Regions from separate parts of the Homo sapiens genome. Here region 1 is linked to region 2. Evidence: read pairs that join two places in POLR2A ChIA-PET (ENCODE). Cell type or tissue: PC-9. All regions are shown on one strand. Region 1 has its middle 40 kb from the start of BCL2A1. Region 2 overlaps ST20-MTHFS (ST20-MTHFS readthrough).

Region 1 (5,000 bases), 100 kb after region 2:
TGAACCGCGAGGTGGAGGTTGCAGTGAGCTGAGATCACGCCACTGCACTCCAGCCTGGGTGACAGAGTGAGACTCTGTCCTAAAATAATAATAAAAATGTCCCACTTCCCATTTTCTAGTCTCTCTCTGTTATTGTCAACCCTTTATCTGCAGATGCTTCGACACAGCTATTTTTTCTACAATGAAGAAGAAGCTAATACTATCCTGACATTCTGAAAAAAGAATAATCTCAAAATATACAAACTTTTCTCATAGCTTAAAAGATAACATGAAAAAAATATGTCTCTTCAAGTGACTTTTTGAAATATGTTCACTGGGTATCATATTTTCACATCTTTAACAGTACCTAGCCACCTAACCTACAGAAGTGGAAGCATGGGACCTTCCGACATTCTCTTGCTCCTTGCAGCCCTCAACCTACAAGGAGTGAGTAGTGGGATGGGGAACTTCTATAAAGGCCCCTCAGAACTGGGCACAAACAGGACCAAAGGACCAAAATGGTACTAAAAGGCTGGAGGTAGAGCCAGAGACAGGAGATGCAAACAGAGGTGCCATGTCCAGGATGCAGGAGAGTCCCAGCAGGCATGGAAATGGACTTCACAATGTGGGAGGTTAGACATAAAACCCCATGAGAACCTTCCTAGGGGGCAAGTCAAGAAGCAGAATCAGAGGCCTGTGATCTCCACACTCTGTTTCTTTCTTTTTTTTTTTTTTTTGAGACAGAGTCTGGCTCTGTCGCCAGGCTGGGGTGCAGTGGCGTGATCTCGGCTCACTGCAACCTCCACCTCCTGGTTCAAGCGATTCTCCTGCCTCAGCCTCCCAAGTAGCTGGGACTACAGGCACCCGCCACCACATCCAGCTAATTTTGGTATTTTTAGTAGAGATGAGGTTTCACCATGTTGGCCAGGATGGTCTCACACTCCTGACCTCAAATGATTCACCTGCCTTGGCCTCCGAAAGTGCTGAGATGACCTGGTGATTCACCTGCCTCAGCCTCCCAAAGTGCTGGGATTACAGGTGTGAGCCACTGTGCCTGGCCTCTTTTTTTTTTTTTTTTTTTGAGATGGAGTCTCGCTGTGTTGCCCGGGCTGGAGTACAGTGGCATGATTTCAGCTCACTGCAACCTCCACCTCCCAGGTTCAAGCAATTCTCCTGCCTCAACCGCCCAAAGAGCTGGGATTACAGGCATGCACCACCACACCTGGCTAATTTTTGTATTTTTAGTAGAGGCAGGGTTTCACCATGTCAGCCAGGCTGGTCTCAAAACTCCTGACCTCAAATGATTCACTCGCCTCGGCTTCCCAAAGTACTGAGATTACAGGCGTGAGCCACCATGCCCTGCCAGACACACCCTGTTTCTTTCTTTCTTTCTTTCTTTCTTTTTTTTGAGACAGAGTCTTGCTCTGTCACCCAGGCTGGAGTGCAGTGGCGCGATGTCAGCTCACTGAAACCTCTGTCTCCCGGGTTCAAGCAATTCTCTGCCTCAGCCTCCTGAGTAGCTGGGATTACAGGCACCTGCCACCACGCCTGGCTAATTTTTTGTATTTTTAGTAGAGACAGGGTTTCACCATCTTGGCCAGGCTTGTCCTGAACTCCTGACCTCGTGATCCACCCTCCTGGGCCCCCCAAAGCGCTGGGACTACTGGCGTGAGCCACCACACCCGGCCAGACACACCCTGTTTCTTGTATGAGTTCTGTATTTTTGTGTGCCACACAAGGTTGCTTTGCATTTGGTAGTACCAGAGGTTTAGGTTGGCACCCCCTCAGATGATGACTGAACAGCTCATTGGCACAGAAACCTGGGTGGTACTCTGGGAAGGATGCCAATGGACACTCAAACAATACTCCTGCTGATTTTTTTCAGCCTACTTGCCTGACACTTAACAGTCAGCAGCCCCACTTGACCAGTGTAATGGTTAAAAGCAAGGAGCCACTTTTATGGGTTTGAATCCTGACTCTGCCACTTAACAAGTTGCATGATCTTGGGCAGGTTACTTAATCACTCTGTTTCCCTATATGCAAAACGGGGATAATAATAGCACCTATTCCACAGTGGTGTGGAGATTGCATAAGTTAATACAAGCGAAGATCCTACAAGGCCTGAAACATAGTAAGCACTCAATAAATATAAATACTAGATATTATTGTTGTTTCCACTCTTTTGGAACCTTCCACCTAATTTTTCCTGCCTCCCCAGGATCCTCCAAATTCCTTACTCACATTTCTTTACCACTGTAGACCAAAAGTCCTTATTCTCTCATGTTACCTTACAGTAGCCCTCGAGTTCCTGACAGAAGAGCCTGATTACTTTACAAAAAAAGCCAACCCATCTCATAAACTATAAAACAAAAAAAGATAAATTGGTTTTATCAAACTTAAAGTATTCAAAGGATACTGTTAAGAAAACGACAAGATGAGTCACAGATTGTGAGAAAAAAATCAAAATCTGTATATCTGACAAAGAACTTGTGTTTAGAATATATAATGAACTCTTGTCCTCAGTAACAAAAGACAACTTTTAAACTCAACTTCTAAAAATGGGCAAAAGATATAAATAGGCATTTTGCAACAGATATATAAATGACTAACAAGCAACTGAACAGAGCTCAACATCATTAGTCAACATGGAAATGTAAATTAAAACCACATTGAGAGGCTGGGCACGGTGGCTCACGCCTGTAATGCTGACACTTTGGAAGACCAAGGTGGGCGGATCACTTGAGGCCAGGAGTTCGAAACCACCCTGGCCAACATGGTGAAACCCTGTCTCTACTAAAAATGCAAAAACAGGTAGCCAGGCGTGGTGGCGGGCACCTGTAATCCCAGCTACTCGGAAGGCTGAGGCAAGAGAATTGCTTGAACCCAGGAGGCAGAGGCTGCAGTGAGCAGAGATCACGCCATTGCACTCCAGCCTGGGCAACAAGAGCGAAACTCCATCTTAAAAAAAACAAAACAAAACACACACACACACGCACTGAGAGACTGCCTCTCAATACCCTCTAGACTGGCAAAAATAAAAAAGATTGATAATACCAAGTGTGACGAGGACATAGAAGAACTGGAACTCTCATACACTGCTGGTGGGTGTGTAAAATGGTACAATCACATTGGAAAATAGTTTGGCAGTTTCTTATAAAGTTAAACATAAACTTATCATACAACCACATAATTCCACTGTCAGTATTCTACTTAAGAGAAAAATATGTCTACCCAAGGAAGTCTAGTCAAATTTTCATAGCAAGTTTATTTATAATAGCCCAAAGCTATTATAAATATAATAGCCCATTCAAATGCCATTAACAGGAAAATGGATAAACAAAATGGTATATCCGTACGTGGAATACTAATCAACAATAAAAAAGAATGACTTACTAATACATGCAACAACATGAATAAATATTTTAAAATAATGTTAAAGTAAAAGAAGCCAGACACAAAAAAATTCCCTATCACATAATCCTGTTTACATGAATTTCCTGAATAGGCAAAACTAATCTTGTAATGGCAGAGAAAGCAAATGAGTGGTTTTCTGGGGCTGGGGTATGGGAATCGGCTGCACAGGGGCATGAGGGAACTTTTTGAGGTGGTGGAAATATTCTATATCTTGATTGTGCTGGCTGGCGGTTACACAGGGGGTTTACGCTTGTCAAAACTCATTGAGCTGAAAAAGAAAATCCCACATTAAATGGTACATTTAAAATGGGTGCATTTTATTATATGTAAATTTTTCCTCAGTAAAATAACTTTTTAAAAACAACCAGCCCATTTGTTTAGCAACAAAAAAATTAGTTCTGCATGCCCCGGGGTGGCAGGGAACAAGATAGCTAGAGGCCAGAGAGGGAGTCAGTTGACTCTTTCTTAAATAGACTTTACTTTTTAGTAGTTTAGGTTCTCAGCGAAATTGAACAGAAGGTACGGAATTTACCATTCACTTCCTGTTTTTATATCCTCACAGCCTTTCCCACTAACAACATCCCACTCCAGGATGATACATTTGTTACATTTGATGAACCTACATTGACACATTATTATCACCCAAAGTCTAAATTCACTTTTGGTGCTGAACATTCTATGAGTCTGGACAAATGTATAATAACATGCACCCATCATTATAATATTATACAGAATAGTTTCATTACCATAAAAATCCTCTGTGCTCTGCCTGTTCATCCCTCCCTACTCCCTAACCCCTGGCAAACACTGACCTCTTTACTGGCTCCATAGTTTTCCCTTTCTAGAATGTCATATAGTTGGAATGATACAGTCTGTGGCCTTTTCAGATTGGTTCCTTCCACTTAGTAATATTTAGCATCCCTTCTTATCTTTTTATGGCTTGATAAATCATTTATCTTTATTACTAAATAACGTCATTTTTTCTAGATGTATCACAGTTTATTTATCCATTCATCTATTAAAGGGCATCTTGATTGCTTCCAAGTTTTGGCAATTATTAATAAAGCTGCTACGAACATTCATGTGCAGGTTTTTGTGTGGACAAAGTTTTTAACCATTTGGGCAAATTAGGAGCATGATTGCCGAATCATATGATAAGTCTATGTTGTGCTGTGTAAGAAATTGCCAAGCTTGGCTGGGCATGGTGGCTCATGCCTGTAATCCCAGCACTTTTGGAGGTCGAGATGGGCAGATCACCTGAGGGCAGGAGTTCGACCTCACCTCACCAAAGAAGATATACAGGTGGCAAATAAATATATAAAAAGATGCTCACATCTGTCATAAGGGAATTACCAATTAAAACAACGAGATACCACTACACACCTATTAGAATGGCTCCAATCCAAAACACAGACAACACCAAATGCTGGCGAGAATATGGAGCATCAGGAGCTCTCACTCATTACTAATGGGAATACAAAATGGTACAGCCACTTTTGGAAGAGAGCTCAGCAACTTTTTTTTTTTCTTTTGAGACAGAGTTTCGCTCTTGTTGTCCAGGCTGGAGTGCAATGGCACAATTTCAGCTCACCGCCTCCGCCTCCCAG
Region 2 (5,000 bases):
ATTCTATCAAAAATGCATTATCTAAACTTATTGAAACCAAAATTTCTCCATCTGTGATGTATAATCTTACTAGCACTAAGTAACAAGGAAAACATCAATGGCTTTTAATGTATCAGGTTATATTATGATCCCTACATGACCACGCGGTAATGAAACTGACAAATTTTATCAGTAGGATTTTTTAAATTATAAAAGCAATTCATATTCATGAGAGAAAACTTGGAAATCACAAAAAGTACAAAGCACTTTAAAACAAAGTGCTTCTGTAATCCTACAAAACAGAGCCATGCCAGTACTTTGGTTAATTCTAAAACTGACTTTTAAAATCAGACACTAGATCTAGACAGTATTTTCTTTTTTAATTCATCATGGGAAAGGAGATTCAATACTGCCATTATTCAGAATCTGTGTGAAATTCCTCATCTGTAACTGGCATAACGGTCATGTAAGAAATTTGGTCTCAGTTTACAGTTTCACCTCATTTTAACCTAACATCACTGATAGATTGATTTCATTTAAATTAGTATAACTGAAGTCTTACTATACTGTGGTTCTGTTCAGAAACATAAACATGAATATGGTACTGTCCTCCTGCTTAGATTGCTCACAATCTAGACTACACAGACCAAAGTACAAGGTGGTTGTGTTAAATATACTCTAAGAAAGGATATATAAACAGTGATAGTGTGTCCGGAGTTGGTTCCTTCCACCGGGTTCTTGGTCTCGCTGACCAACAATGAAGCTTTGGACCTTTGCGGTAAATGTTACAGCTCTTAAAGGTGGCACAGACCCAAAAAGTTAGCAGCAGCAAGATTTATTGTGAAGAGCAAAAGAACAAGGGTTCCACAGCTGTGGGAGGAGACCCGAACCAATTGCCTCTGATGGTTGGGGTGGCCAGCTTTTATTCCCTTGTCCCCGCCCACATCCTGCTGATTGGTCCATTTTACAGAGTGCTGATTGGTGCGTTTTTACAGAGTGCTGATTGGTGCATTTACAATCCTTTAGCTAGACACAGAGCATTGATTGGTGCATTTACAATCCTCTAGCTAGACAGAAAAGTTCTCCAAGTCCCCACTTGAGGCAGGAAGTCCAGCTGGCTTCACCTCTCAATAGGTTAACATTAAAGAGGAAGTAAACCAAGTTAAAAGTTCAGAACTTCACTCAATAGGTTAACATTAAAGAGGAAGTAAACCAAGTTAAAAGTTCAGAACTTCACTCAATAGGTTAACATTAAAGAGGAAGTAAACCAAGTTAAAAGTTCAGAACTTCACAAAGGAAAGAAAATCTGCATCGTGCTTGAAGAATAAGGAAAATTTTGGTAAGAGGAAGAGAAAAAAGGGATGAACATCAAATGCCAAAGGACATAAATGTTCATAAAGGTTCTGGGAAAAGCAAGTAAATCTAGGAAAAAGGCAAATTGGCATTGGACTGCTGAGGACTTCTAAGTATCTTGCTAATCCATTTTTATTCACCAGGCATGATAAGGACTTCTAATGGTTTTCAAAATTCAAACCTACCCTCAAGAAGAAAACAACTGGCCATTACTGAGGATATTCAGAGAAATGTGCCACAGACTTAAAAATAAAAAATCCATGATGCTTCCATTGCTAAAGATCTCTCCCACACTTAAGCTTAGCACTTTCTCTTGAAGCTATCTTATGCTCCCACACAGACCACAACAGAATTAAAAGAACACTTAGAATTCAGATAACTCAACTTTTTTATTTCTTTGTAACATCCCCTGCCACAGGAACATTTGGCAGTCTTCTGAAGATTATTTCCAACAATTTTTTCCAGCAGTCCATATCATCCAAAAACAGCTCTATTAGAAAATCCTTCCTTCTACTAAATCAAAATTTTCCTGCCTCTAATTTACACCTATTAGTGTAATGATGAGGAGTTATATAAGTAATAATCCTTATTATAGTCCTTCAAATATTCAAAAAGTTCTCTTCCCAAGCTAAATAGGCTAAATAAAACAAGGTCAAACGTTCTTCATTAGACATGACTTTTAGGTTTGGTGTGAATCTCAACTTCACTTTATTAGCTATGTGACTTTGGGCTTAGCTTCTTTTACTCTAAAATGGGGATAACATGACACATTCTACCACATGGATGTACTGTGAAGACATAATGCTAAATAAGCCAGACACAAAAAAAAACAAATATTGTATGATTCTATTTATATGAGGTACCTAGAGTGGTCAAAATCATAGACACAGAAAGTAGAATGGTAGTTGTCAAGGGCTGGGGGTCATGGGAACAGGCAATTGTTCTTTAATGGGTATACAGTTTCAATCGAGGAAGATGAAAGTTCTAGAGATGGATGGTGGTGATGACTGCACAACAATGTGAATGTACTTAATGCCACTGAACTGTACACTTAAAAATGATTATCATGGTAAATTTTGTTATGTACATTTTACAATAAAAAAAGAATAGTAAGTATGACAAAATTGTACACTTTAAATGATTTAACATGTGTAAAGGAGCTGGGCATAATGGCTCACGCCTGTAATCCCAACACTTTGGGAGGTTGAAGCAGGTGAATCACTTGAGCCCAGGAGTTCAAGACCAGCCTGGGCAACATAGTGAGACCTTGTCTCTACAAAACATAAAAAATAAATTAGCCAGGCGTGGTGTAACACACCTGTGGTCCTAGCTACTCAAGAGGCTGAGGTAACACAATCACTCAAGCCTGGGAGGTCAAAGCTGCAGTGAGCTGTGGATTCCACCACTGCACTCCAGCCTGGGTAACAGAGCGAGTCTCTACCTCAATTAAACAAAAAAAAAAGTGTGGCCGGGTGCGATGGCTCACGCCTGTAATCCTAGCACTTTGGGAGGCTGAGGTTGGTGGGTTGACTGAGCTCAGGAGTTCGACACCAGCCTGGGCAACACAGTGAAACCCCATCTCTACTAAAATACTAAAAATTAGCCAGGCGTGGCGGCGTGTGCCTGTAATCCCAGCTACTCAGGAGGCTGAGGCAGGAGAATCGCTTGAACTTGGGAGGTGGAGGCTGCAGTGAGCTGAGATCACACCACTGCACTCCAGCCTGGGCGACAGAGCAAGACTGTGTCTCGAAAAAAATAAATAAAATGCCTTACACCAAGTGTCCCCAACCCCCAGGCCATGGACCAGTACCAGTCAGCGGCCTGTTAGGAACCAGGCCACATAGCAGGGTGAGTAGCTAGGCAAGTAAGCAAAGCTTCATCTGTATTTACAGCGAGTCCCTATTGCTTGCATTACTGCCTGAGTTCCACCTCTTCAGGTCAGCGGTGGCATTAGATTCTCATAGCAACATGAGCCCTATTGTGAACTGTGCACACAAGGGATCTAGGTTGGGCACTCCTTATTGGAATCTAATGCCTGATGATCTGTTACAATCTCCCATCAACCCCAGAAGGGACCATCTAGTTGCAGGAAAACAAGTTCAGGGCCCTCGCTGATTCTACATTGTGCTGAGTTGTATAATGATTTCATTATATATTACACTGTAATAATAACAGAAATAAAGTGCACAATAAATATAATGCATTTGAATCATCCCGAAATCAACCCCCATCTGCCACCCCCAGTCCGTGGAAAAATTGTCTTCCACAAAACCAATCCCTGATGCCAAAAAGGTTGAAGACCGCTGCTTACACAACACTTGGCATATAAAACATGGGCACATAATAGTGACTGTAATAGACTTACCAACTATGGGGCCTTGCTTGGCTAAATTCTATTTTTTAAGAAAGTAAGAACCTGGGGCCAGGCGTGGTGGCTCACGCCTGTAATCCCAGCACTTTGGGCGGCCGAGACGGGTGGATCACGAGGTCAAGAGATCGAGCCCATCCTGGCCAACATGGTGAAACCCCATCTCTACTAAAAATACAAAAAATTAGCCGGGTGTGGTGGCGGGCGCCTGTAGCCCCAGCTACTCGGGAGGCTGAGGCAGGAGAATGGTGTGAACCCGGGAGGCAGAGCTTACAGTGAGCCGAGATCGCGCCACTGCACTCTAGCCTGGGTGACACAGCAAGACTCTGTCTCGAAAAAAAAAGAAAAAGAACTTGCATTATCATGTCTCTCAGTATTCCCAACACTGTGCTGCACACAGGTACTCCAAGAATTTGTTCCATTAAAGAAAAAATATTAAAGCCATTTTAGAATGACTGGAAAACCACTGCAAACAAGGGAATAGAGGGCCAGACATGGTGGATCATGCCTATAATCCTAACACTTTGGGAGGCTAAGGTGAGCAGACTGCTTGAGCCTAGGTGTTTGAGACCAGCCTGGGCAACATAGCAAGACCCTGTCTTAAAAAAAAAAACCAGCTGATTAGTCTAACACACACACACAAAGAAACCACATTACTTTAAAGTAACATCTCCTTGGTACAGAAGAGTCTAGAAAACATAAAACTTCCCAAGATGTTAGTATGTTAATCAGTGAATGACTGCCAAACTACTCAGATAAATGGTGATAAGTACACAAATTGCTTTATTAACTTAGGCTTATCAGATTAAATTACAGGCAAATTTTACCAATGGCCCTCTACAAAAAGCATACATGAACAAAGAAGTCATGTAATAAATAAACTCTCAGCAGTGAAGAGCCACAAGTGACAAAAAAGACTAAAAACCACAGAGCTACCTGTCTCTGAATTGGGACATTTATCAACAAAGGTTATTCTTGAGAAGTCAGTATGAGTTTAAAGCATCTTCATAAACGTATCCAGTGAGCCAAGATGTAGCTTGACATGGGTTTAGGCATATCACTCCCAATGATGGAAAGGAACAGAAATTTTATCACTAATATTATGGTGAACATTGGTAGGATCAAAAGTCTGGATAAAAGGAAATATGAGAATTTCTCATGAGAAAAATAAGCAGTGTCTAGAAAGTCCAGACCAAACTGATTCCTTGCAAAATTCAAAATTAGATTAAAAAGAATGTTTGGAAGTTAAGAAAGGAAAAGTGAATACATGGAATCCTAGCTAGAAGATTCACCGTGAACA

Evidence for each region. ChIA-PET counts read pairs that join two places held together with the same protein. Peaks named below come from ENCODE experiments on the same cell type or tissue, not always from the same donor. Only the 100,000 strongest peaks of a DNase experiment are listed, where the experiment ranks them.
Region 1: POLR2A ChIA-PET joins it to region 2 with 5 read pairs; 6 of 35 experiments call an interaction of 5 or more read pairs at or near these places.

Annotation. Positions count from the first base shown.
Region 1 is chr15:80,008,589-80,013,588 of GRCh38, forward strand. No RefSeq gene overlaps it. Among named protein-coding and RNA genes, the nearest start is that of BCL2A1, 40 kb to the left of the region's middle. RefSeq lists an enhancer at 1,677-1,736. In PC-9, no CTCF peak of the experiment used is centred here; DNase peaks (open chromatin) are centred at 943, 1,313, 1,833 and 2,593; H3K27ac peaks cover 3,695 bases.
Region 2 is chr15:79,908,767-79,913,766 of GRCh38, forward strand. All of the region lies in intron 1 of ST20-MTHFS (ST20-MTHFS readthrough), which reads right to left. The region is part of intron 1 of ST20 (suppressor of tumorigenicity 20); the gene reads right to left. Among named protein-coding and RNA genes, the nearest start is that of ST20-AS1, 12 kb to the right of the region's middle. In PC-9, no CTCF peak of the experiment used is centred here; no DNase peak of the experiment used is centred here.